2 separate regions of the Mus musculus genome follow, and region 2 is linked to region 1. Evidence: chromatin loops called from intact Hi-C (ENCODE). Cell type or tissue: left cerebral cortex. All regions are shown on one strand.

The links. Peaks named below come from ENCODE experiments on the same cell type or tissue, not always from the same donor. Only the 100,000 strongest peaks of a DNase experiment are listed, where the experiment ranks them.
Region 2: a loop joins it to region 1, with 2.2 times the contacts of the local background. A loop is called at or near these places in 2 of 42 quality-filtered maps.

Annotation. Positions count from the first base shown.
Region 1 is chr4:142,413,158-142,418,157 of GRCm38, forward strand. It overlaps Gm42339 (a long non-coding RNA gene), which reads right to left. Exons shown (of 2, transcript XR_003955298.1): 1 at 893-5,000. Among named protein-coding and RNA genes, the nearest start is that of Gm42339, 38 kb to the right of the region's middle. In left cerebral cortex, a CTCF peak has its summit at 1,915; no DNase peak of the experiment used is centred here.
Region 2 is chr4:142,468,507-142,473,506 of GRCm38, forward strand. No RefSeq gene overlaps it. Among named protein-coding and RNA genes, the nearest start is that of Gm42339, 17 kb to the left of the region's middle. In left cerebral cortex, no CTCF peak of the experiment used is centred here; DNase peaks (open chromatin) are centred at 2,476 and 2,909.

The sequences.
Region 1 (5,000 bases):
TATTGTCAAAGATCCCCCGCTCTCAGTGTGGTGCCAAGGAATTAGTAAAGATTCCCTCCCAACAAAGATTCCTTTTAGAAATGCCAGTGAATGGGTGGGGGCGCGGACTCAGTTGGTAGAGACTGCTTAGCATGCTTGAAGCCCTGGTTTGAGTCTGCCAGTATTATATGGACAGGGTGTGGTGGCGAATGCTGGAAATCTCAGCACTTGGGAAGTAGAGGGATGGCATTCAGGAGGTCAAGGTCATTCTTGGCTATATCATAAGATGCTTGAGACCTAGTCTCAAATAAAAGAACACACACACACACACACACACACACACACACACACACACACACCCTACATGCACACACACATGCACATACCCTCGAATCCCACCTCAGCAGAACTGTAGGAGAAAGACTCTACATGACTTGAGGTCACTCAGGGTGTGGTAATTTGCAAACTGGGTAGATCTGGAATGTTCTCTAATGGCCTACGTGTTGAAAGCATGTTTTCCAGGCTATGGTCCTACTTGGGGGTGATGGTGGTGGTGGCGGCACCTACAGTACCTTTCCTCTGTACAAGTTGGTTCATCTCAAAATAGCTCAATATCACAAAACTAACTAATAAACAATGAATCCTAGCATCACTTTCTAGGAGATTCTATTGTGTAGATGGGAAAGTGGGTGTTGAGGACTAGAACAGAATGCACCCAAGGAAAGAGCCGGGAGGGGGCAGAGCTAAGGTCACATCCAATCTGTCCACCCATGAAGTCAACCAACCAACTTTCCCACACTGACTCTAAGGGGCAAGCCTGTGCTACCATCACCCTGAGGCTGGCCCTTAAAAGACTTAACAAGAAATCTAAGTACATCAGTGGGGGATTGCAAAGACTCAAATATAAACTCACAGGAGTCTAGTCCAGGGCTAGGGCCCAGCTTGTTCCTGGAGTAATATACCTGCTTAGGCAAGCATCAACACAGGCTTGGGAATTCTATTCCAGAACTAAGCAGAACACTGGCACTGTTGTTCAACTATTGTCATATACCCAAGTGGGTGATGAAGGAGGAACTGTTGCTTGGATACCAATCTTCAGTTTGTGTGTGTGAGAGCATGTATGGTGTCCAGAGGTCAATGTTGGGTGTTTTCAAAAGGTGTGTGTGTGTGTGTGTGTGTGTGTGTGTATGTGTGTGTGTCTGTGTGTGTGTGTGTGTGTGTGTGTGTGTGTGTATGTGTGTGTCTAAATGTTTGTATGTTTACCACATGAGGCCAGAAGGTGTTAGACCCCTTAGAATTTGCACTCGGGTTACAAGAACATAACAAACTTAATCTTTGGGGCCCTTTTAGTTTTGCTTTTGTTTGTTTGTTTGCCTTACATGAGTCCTGGGGGATTGACCTCAGGTCCTAATGCTTGCATGGAAAGCACTTTACTGACTGAGCCAGCTCTCCAGCCTGCCATCTTTGGCTAGCCTTTATATTTTATTGAGTTCCTACTTTGTGCTGGGAACCCAAAGAATTTTTTAGGGAACAAAAACTGCCTCGGTGATCCTGAGATTTTATTGGGCAGGGAAGAGCCAATTCCACCCAGCTGTGATTGACAGAGGGGGCAGGCTAGCTTTCTAAGCTTGGAAACCTTTTCCAACGTCCCTGGGGCCAGTGGGTATGCCAGCAGCTGAGGAGGAAACACTGTGTGCTATAAAGGAGCTTGGTGACATTAACAAACAGGTAGCAAACAGGTGGCATTCGTTGTTCATGCAAGTATTTGACAAATATTTACTGAGTGTAATCTATGTTTCAAAACAGCCAACAGGCAATACAGTTAATGTGAGCAAGAAATGGCAAAGGCTTTGCTATGAATGCTACTTGGAAGGCCCAAGAAAGCCTAATGGCACATGAGTTGAGATAGAGGGTTGAGTAGCGCCTCCATGTGGAGAAAGGTTGGAATACTTTCCTCCGTGCTTCCCAGAGCGCATCTTATTAATATAAGCTGAGTCTCTGACCTGCCCATCTTCTGTGAGATGAGCTAAGTCTGTCAAATCCCAACAAGTGAGGTTTAATTATGGCCACTCTCTTTTCCTTACACTTCTGGGGCGGTTTGACACCCAGGCAATTAACTCTGCCTGCTTCTCTCAGGGCTACCCCCACCTCTGAGCAAGGCAAGCAGCACTTCTCAGCCCCTGGGAAGGTCCCTGGGTCCCCTCTAAATGGCTTTCAGTTCACATTTCCCAGCCCATCATGCATTCTGAAGGTGCTTCTCATACCTGATAGGAAATTCACAGTGTATCAGAAATGACAGATAGGGCTCTCAAACAGCCAAGGGAAATACAAACAGAGAGATCTGATTCCCAGACTCCAGGACCGACAACTCAGGGGCAGGGGTAGAAACGGGGAGGGGGGAGCGATGTTTCTGAGGAATTAACCAGAAAATTAGTTCTCAGGGCATGGGGGGATGAGAGGGGCGGGAGATGATGGTGTTATCTGACATTCTTACACCATACATTTTTATTATGACTTTTAAGTTTCTTTATTTTGTATTTCTCTCTGTGTCTCTCTGTGGTGTGTGTGTGTGTGTGTGTGTGTGTGTGTGTGTGTGTGTGTGTGTGTGTTTGAATATGTCATCCATGTGTGGGTACCCAAGGAGGTTAGGAGAGGGCATTGGATCTCCCAGACCGGGAGTTACAAGCGGTTGTGAGTTGCCTTACATGAGGGTTGGGAACTGAATACAGGTCCATTCAGAAGAGCAGCCAAGGCTCGGATCTGCTGAGCCATCTCTTGAGACCCCACCCTCTCATATTCCATCCTAGAAATCCAGTGACATCGACACTGTGCCCACTCCTCTGGATTTCATACTCTCAGGCCTATAATATTGTGGATGAATACAGTCAAAGACGTCCTGGTGGGTCAGAGAGAATTTATGACTGCGTAATTATAGAATTAAAAAGAATAATTTCCTCCTCAATATGAAATATTTCTCCATTAAAACAGCACATTAGAGTGTAGAAAGGTTATGGGATATCTTTTGAGTCTAAAAAGGGAAAAGAATCCTGACTTCTGAGCCTGGGGATTTCTACACTATGTTAAGTTAAGTAAGAGAGATACAAAATACAAAATGAAAATCCCAGAGGAGTCCACTGTATAGGAGGGACCCAGAGCCACGGAGTTCACTGAGATGATGAGCCAGGTGGTGGCTGCTGAGGGCGCTGGGGTGTGTGTGTGGGGTTGGCTGCTGGAGGTATGGGGGCAGGAGAGGGGTGACTGCTGGAGGCATGGTGGTGGTGGTGGCTGCTGGTGGTGCCAGGGGTGAGGAAGGGAGACTTTCAGTTTGAGAAGATGGAAAAGATGACAATGGTGACAACTCCTTGGAGGAATCCCAGCTGTGAACCAAGACAGGACACCCCGCTGTGGGGTTTAAACTTCCTTTTGCTTTTCAATATTGTTTAGGTTTATTTATTTAACCCATAAGCATGTTTTGCTTGCAAGTTTGTGTATATCCATATATGCCTGGTGCCTCTGGAAGCCAGAAGAGGCTTTTGATCTCCTGGGGCTGGAGTTACCCATGGTTGTGAGTACTCGTAACCACTGAGCCACTTCTCTGGGCTCTTTAACTTATTTCACTATGACACAGGTTGACACATTTTCACTATGTAACACAGGTTGGCTTCAAACCAGCAATCCTCCAGTTTCTCCATCCCAAGCGTTGGAATTAAAGGCATGTGCCATATTATTCGCAGTCGTGAATTTTGTTGTGTGTATGTTCTCATAGTTTGAACAAATATAACAATATCAAATGCTACCTTTGAGCTGTACTGGAATAACAGGATTGGGGGCTGGAGGGACTTAGTGGGGAGTGGGTCACTTAAGGACTTCTGACACTCAAGTGCCGTTCTTGTGACCTTGGGTCACCCAAGCTACCCAAGCCAGAGGTCTTAGCTATTGACTCAGAAACAAGGTTAATACACCCACCATAAGACATGCACATACATGTCTGAGGCGGCTTTATTCAGACAGGCTCCCAGCTGGAACCAGTCCACGTGCCCATCAACCTCAGAAAGGAATAAACAAACTGGGGTCAATCCGTATGGTTTGAGAGTCTTTGGCTACACAAAAATGAGCGCACATCTGAAGCACAGCCACTTGGCTGGGGCTCAGGATAGTTCTGCAGAGCCAAAGTAGCCTGGAAGGGAGGCACAGACATTGTAGGACCCATGTGCGTGACGTTCCCAATGAGGCAAATGAAACCCAAAGATAAACTATAAAACAGTGATTCTCTTAGAGGGGTGGGGTGGGGTGGCCAGGGAGGAAAACATGGAATTTTCAAGGATGATGGATATACCTGATGTGTTGATAAGGATGATAAAGATACCATTCCAGCGGCTGGGAATGTGGCTTGGTGGTTAGAAACAACTGGCTGCGCTTTCAGAGGACCCATGTTTGCTTCTCTGGCCTTTTTAAAATGTGGGTTCTGGAGATCAACTGTAGCCCCCACAATTATGTGGCCAGCTCTGACTGAGTTGTTCCTTTTTCTTCTTGGTCTTTTGAGATTAGGGTTTCTCACGGCCAAAAGCTGGCCTTGTAACTGGTTATGTAGCCTAGGCTGGCTCCAAACTCATAGTTTTCCTGAGATTGTAGGGGTGTGCTACTGTGCCTGGCTACAAATTATCTACTCATTGGTAACTGACTTCTGATCTTTTGGCATCACTACACCTGAATAAATTTAATATCTGAATATGAGCAGGGGAGTGGCTAGTATGCACCAACTCTGTAAAACATGGAGTCTGTGAAATAACTGCATCTATCTCCCAGTGGTGACCACAATTCATCCAGTCTATCACTATACATTTGGGGTCACTTGGTGACATAGCTTAAAAAGGCAAGGCCAGCCGGGCGTGATGGCACACGCCTTTAATCTCAGCACTTGGGAGGCAGAGGCAGGCGGATTTCTGAGTTTGAGGCCAGCCTGGTCTACAGAGTGAGTTTCAGGACAGCCAGGGTTACACAGAGAAACCCTGTCTCAAAAA
Region 2 (5,000 bases), 55 kb after region 1:
GTGTGGTATGAGAATATGTGTATGTGCTGTGAGTGTCTGTGTGTGTGCTGTGAGGTATATGTGTGTGTGTGAGTATGTTTGTGTGTGTGCATGCATGTAGATGGAGTCCAGAGGTCCACGTTAGGTGTCTTCCTCAATTGCTCTCCCCTCCACCTTACTCGTTTTGTTTGTTGTTGAGACAGGGTCTCTCACTGATTCAAAGCTCATTGATTCCGCTAGGCTTGTGGTCCAGCATCCCCAGGGAGCCTCCTGTCTCCACTTCATGCAGTGCCGAGTCTCAGGTGTTGGCGACTACGCCTACTTTTCTGCATGGTTTGTAGGTTCTTATGCCTACACAGCAAGCACTTTACTGACTGAGTCTTCTTCACAAGGTGCTTTAAAGGATGAATGGAGACTTACAGATAAAGGGCTCAGAACAGGGCTTCCACTGTGATATAGCAGCACTCAGTTAAAAAGAACCCACCATTAACCAACGAGTCTCAGGATGTTTCATGTAACAAGTAGATCAATCCCACACATCTGCAGATCAATACTGTCTGTCCATCTGTCCATATATTCATTCACCCATCCACCTAAGCCATCCGTCTACCCACCCATCTAGCCATTTGCCTGTCAATCCATTAATCTATCCTTCTACCTATCCATCCACCCATCCATCCATCCATCCATCCATCCATCCATCCATCCATTCCATCCATCCATCCATCCATAACCTGCTTGTCCATCTATCTTCTTACTCATCATCCTTCCATCCACCCACCCATTCACTCAACATATATTTACTGAGCTCTTCTATGTGTCAGGCAGAGTTCTAGGAAGCAGGAGGAAACAGACAAGACGGCTGTCCATCCTAGACTCAGTCAATCTAAGATGACCCTCACCTGAGGTCACATCTGGGGATAATTTTGACCAAAGAGACATGTGGCAACATTTTTGGTTATCACAGCTGGAGTGTGGAGAGGATAGAGCTAACCCTACAATGCACAGAAAGGCTCAGTGACAAGGCGTTGTCATGACCAGATGACAGCTCTGTGGATGTGGACCCCGGGGCAATGGTCTATGAGAAGTTGATTGGTCCAGTGCTGAGCATGTTTGGGGGCTATGGGAAATTTCTGAGGCTATAAAGGGAGAGGCAGGGGGAAAGGAAATTCTGGTTGGAGGGAGAGTAAGAGTACCCCACATTCCAGATTTGCTTAGAACATTCCTTCCCAAGATACAGAAAGCACACACGGTCTAAGGACTCAGAAGCCCCAAATCCAAGTCCCTAAGCTTTCTCTCCATTGCTGATCCTGGAGATGTTAAGCTCACAAGCAGCTTCTCTTCCTCAGGGAGAGGCCCCAGCCTTAGGTAGCACCAGCTGAGAGCTCCAGGGTCTCTCAATGGAGCCAGGCTAAGGATGCTTCCTGCTAAGGTGGCATCTAGGGAGGACACACAGGCCTGAATAGCAAGAGGGCCTGTTGGCTTGATGCTGGCCTGGTTTGTGGTAGCAGACTGACCTAGGCACCCAAGTGTTGTCTGACTGAGGGCAGAGACACTGGAGCCAGATCTTGGCCCTGTAACGACTGTATGTTCTTTGGCAAGTACCATGCCATCTCTATGCCTCCGTTTTCCCTGTATGTGAAATGGATACTATCGAGGCACCTGTTTTTTAGGTCACTACAAGGACCTGTGGTGGCCATAAGATTCATTAACACATAGTACCTGATATTGTCACCATCTTGGTCATTATCATGTCACTACAGACAAGGGTCTTTACCTCTTTGAGACATGGTCTCCTTTACTCAAAACTAGGTGTATATGCTGCCCCCATGCTGGGCCTGGGATTCATGTAGTATACATGCTATTACTATTTCCTTCAAACTGTGGCAAAGGCATTGAGCTGAGTTCTCATGCGCAACCACAGTAAAATATTCAAGAAGGAGAGAGCACATACTTTAAGGAGGTCCTGGAACACCGAGGAGCTTTGTCACATACCTCAGAGGTGTGCTCAGAAAGCCACAATGACATGTCAGAAGGTGAATGGAACATCTGAGCCCTGGGCTGACTTCCTTCCAGAGGCCACATGGCTCATAACAAACGACTCATGTGCTTCGAACATTTGGTACAGCTGAGGCAATATTGAGAGAGGAAGGCCTTGTCCTCTCTTCATGGGTCCCTAAGCTTGTGGTGAGATAGAAGGGGACAGGGACTAGAGAGTGAGTGGAAAATCCCCTTGGCAACTAATCTCTGTCCTCCAGCCTGACAGTATGGTCTAGAAGCCTGTTACAAACTCCAGGGTGAAGGTCCTCATTGATCAGAGGGATAAGGGGTCAAGGGCTTTTCAGGAGCCCGACCCAGTGGTCTAGCACCACCTCAACAAAGCCACCAGAATAAATTTAGAACCAATGATTTCCTTTTACACAGAAGCCACCTGCTTGAACAGTTGCTGTTGCCAAACTCAACTCAGACTCCATCCAGCTTCTTTCATGTCTGCGGGGGCTGAGGATTCTGAGGGGGAAGCAGGAAGACCTGCAGAGCACAGCCTGCATGCCACCGCTCAGAGCTGAGGTTCATCAAATGAGCAAGATCATTTAGGTCTCGTGCAGCCTCACAGGGTAGAAGCAGCATTCTGAGTCCGGGTCTTCCGGCAGCTTCTGTGTTAGAGAGGTGGTCCCAGCTAGGGAGTACAGGGATGATAGTTTGGATCTGTGGGGATGTACTCTGCCGCTGCGGATGGCCACCCTGTAGCTTTAGGGATGCTGTCTCTTCTTAGGGGATTCTACCTGAACCTGCTAACCTGCACTATGGGGCATCAACATGCTGAGATGTATTGGTGGCACCTGTGTCATATCCCAGATGTCAGCTGCCCTGATATCCAACCCAAACAATATGGGCTAATTCGTATTTGAAAGATCACTTAACACCCGGCTCCCTGGACCTACCAGACAGAATGAGTTCCCGGCTTGTCTGATCTATGTGGAGTGTGCATGTACATGCAAGCATGGGTGTGCATGTGGAGCCAAGGACCATAGTTCAAGTAGACCAGTGTGGAGCACACAAGGCTTGCCATGAGACTAGGCTCTTGCAACCACAAGAATGGAAAGAGGTGATGGATTTGGGCCCTTTGAACTCTGACCACAGCCAATGTATGTGTCCTTCTAATCCACGTGGGTTGTTAGAACTTCCCAACAAGTATAATTCATTGCTGAAATCATACTAGGCATAGCTTAATTCTGAGTCTTTTATGATTAGAGAGCTTTAAAGTTGAAAATACGGTGGTACATACATATGCATATGCATGCAATATGCATTCACAGGCACACACACATACACACACAGAGTTGGGGGAGAATCTACTGCTAGGAACCTTTCAATGGTTTGGTCTTAAAGATATGGAATTCAAGTAAATGCCCTTGCTCTCTTCTCTGTTGCTCTGATAAAACACTGACCAAAAGCAACTGAGAGAGGGAAGAGTTTGTTTGGCTTATGGATTACAGTTTATAGCAAGGGAAGCCAGGGCAGAAGAACAAGGCAGGGACCTAGAGGCAGGAACTGATGCAGAGATCAGGGAGTAACGCTGCTAACTGGTTTGCTTCTGGGCTCATGCTCAACTATCTTTATTATGTAGCATAGGGTTGGTACCGCCCATGGTAGGCTGGCCTCCCCTAGGTCAATTCTCAATTAAGCAAATGCCCCGCCCCCCAGACATGCCCACAGACCAATTCCATGGAGGAAATTCCCCAAATGAGGCTCCTTCTCCCCAGATAAAGCAAATTGACAATCAAAATTAGCCACACAATAAGTAAGTCCCCTGACATGGGCTGCTAACCAGACTTAGCATAAGAAGTCATCTCTTAAGGTCAGCCATACGATGGGGATGAAAAGGACAAAGGACAGGGACATCCCTATCATCCTGTATTACACGGGAGTGACTACCAGACGAATACATAAAATACCCAGTGAATGTTTCCAAGGCCCTGAGTTTGACCTTCTGTGCTCCATGTGGCTTACAGGGTGGGCAGGCAGACTTCCAGTGAGCAATTCCCACCTGCCAAGCCCATGTGCTACATACTCCCTGGCAGCCAGGAAGTCACAAATTAGGGCCTATAAGATCTCTAAAAGGTGCCATTGGGATTGAGGAGTTAGGGGAAGAGTGTGGAGATGCAGGTCCACCTCACACCAAGATGATATGCAGTTAGTCCTCATGGTGTGAAAACCAGGCCAACTAGGACTTCTGGCTGACATCAAACTAGTTCTGGAAAGCCACAAACATTCAGGAAACAAACACAGTATTATGAAATGAATCAGAATCTCAACTCCAGGGACCCTCCCGAGGCATCTTTAAAGACAGTGGAAAGATAGTAAATGATAGCCAATCAATAACTAATTTCTACCACCCCATCCTCATGTGTAACTAATCTCTTGGTGATTCCACACAGTAATTTTTAGGAGGAGCCGTAAAGCCCCGCCTTTTGGGTTAGACAAAGGCATGGTCCTTCATCCCACTGCGGAGGTAGAGTGAGGGGCCTTGGAGATGTCGACACACGCCTGGGTTCCACCCTCTCTGCCATTTGGAAATCCCCTCTTTCAAAGCAAATAAGATAGGAGCAGAGCGAACGGGAAAGCCAGTGTCAAAAGACAAAAGTTATTTTGCAGAGCAACAGTGTCTAGCATCTCCTTGGAGTCCCTGTACACACCACTCCTAAGGTAATGCAAACTTTTCCAAAGAGTTTTCAGTGTTTTGTAAAGAGGAGATGCCAGGACCCGGGCAGCTATCTATTGTAGTGATCAGAGAAGGAAATACAATCTGTGTGTAGCTATGAAGATTTATAAACATGGAGTCTGATCCTTCCCATCTCCCCCTTTTAATAACTGCAGCAGACAAGGACTGCTTCTCCATCTCTGGCACCAAAGGAAGACACTTTCTGTACCTTGCCAGTGGGGGGCAGGGGAGAGGGTCCAGTTAATCAAACGTACTCCCTATAAAAGCACGAGCATCGGAGTTCAGAGCCCCACCATCC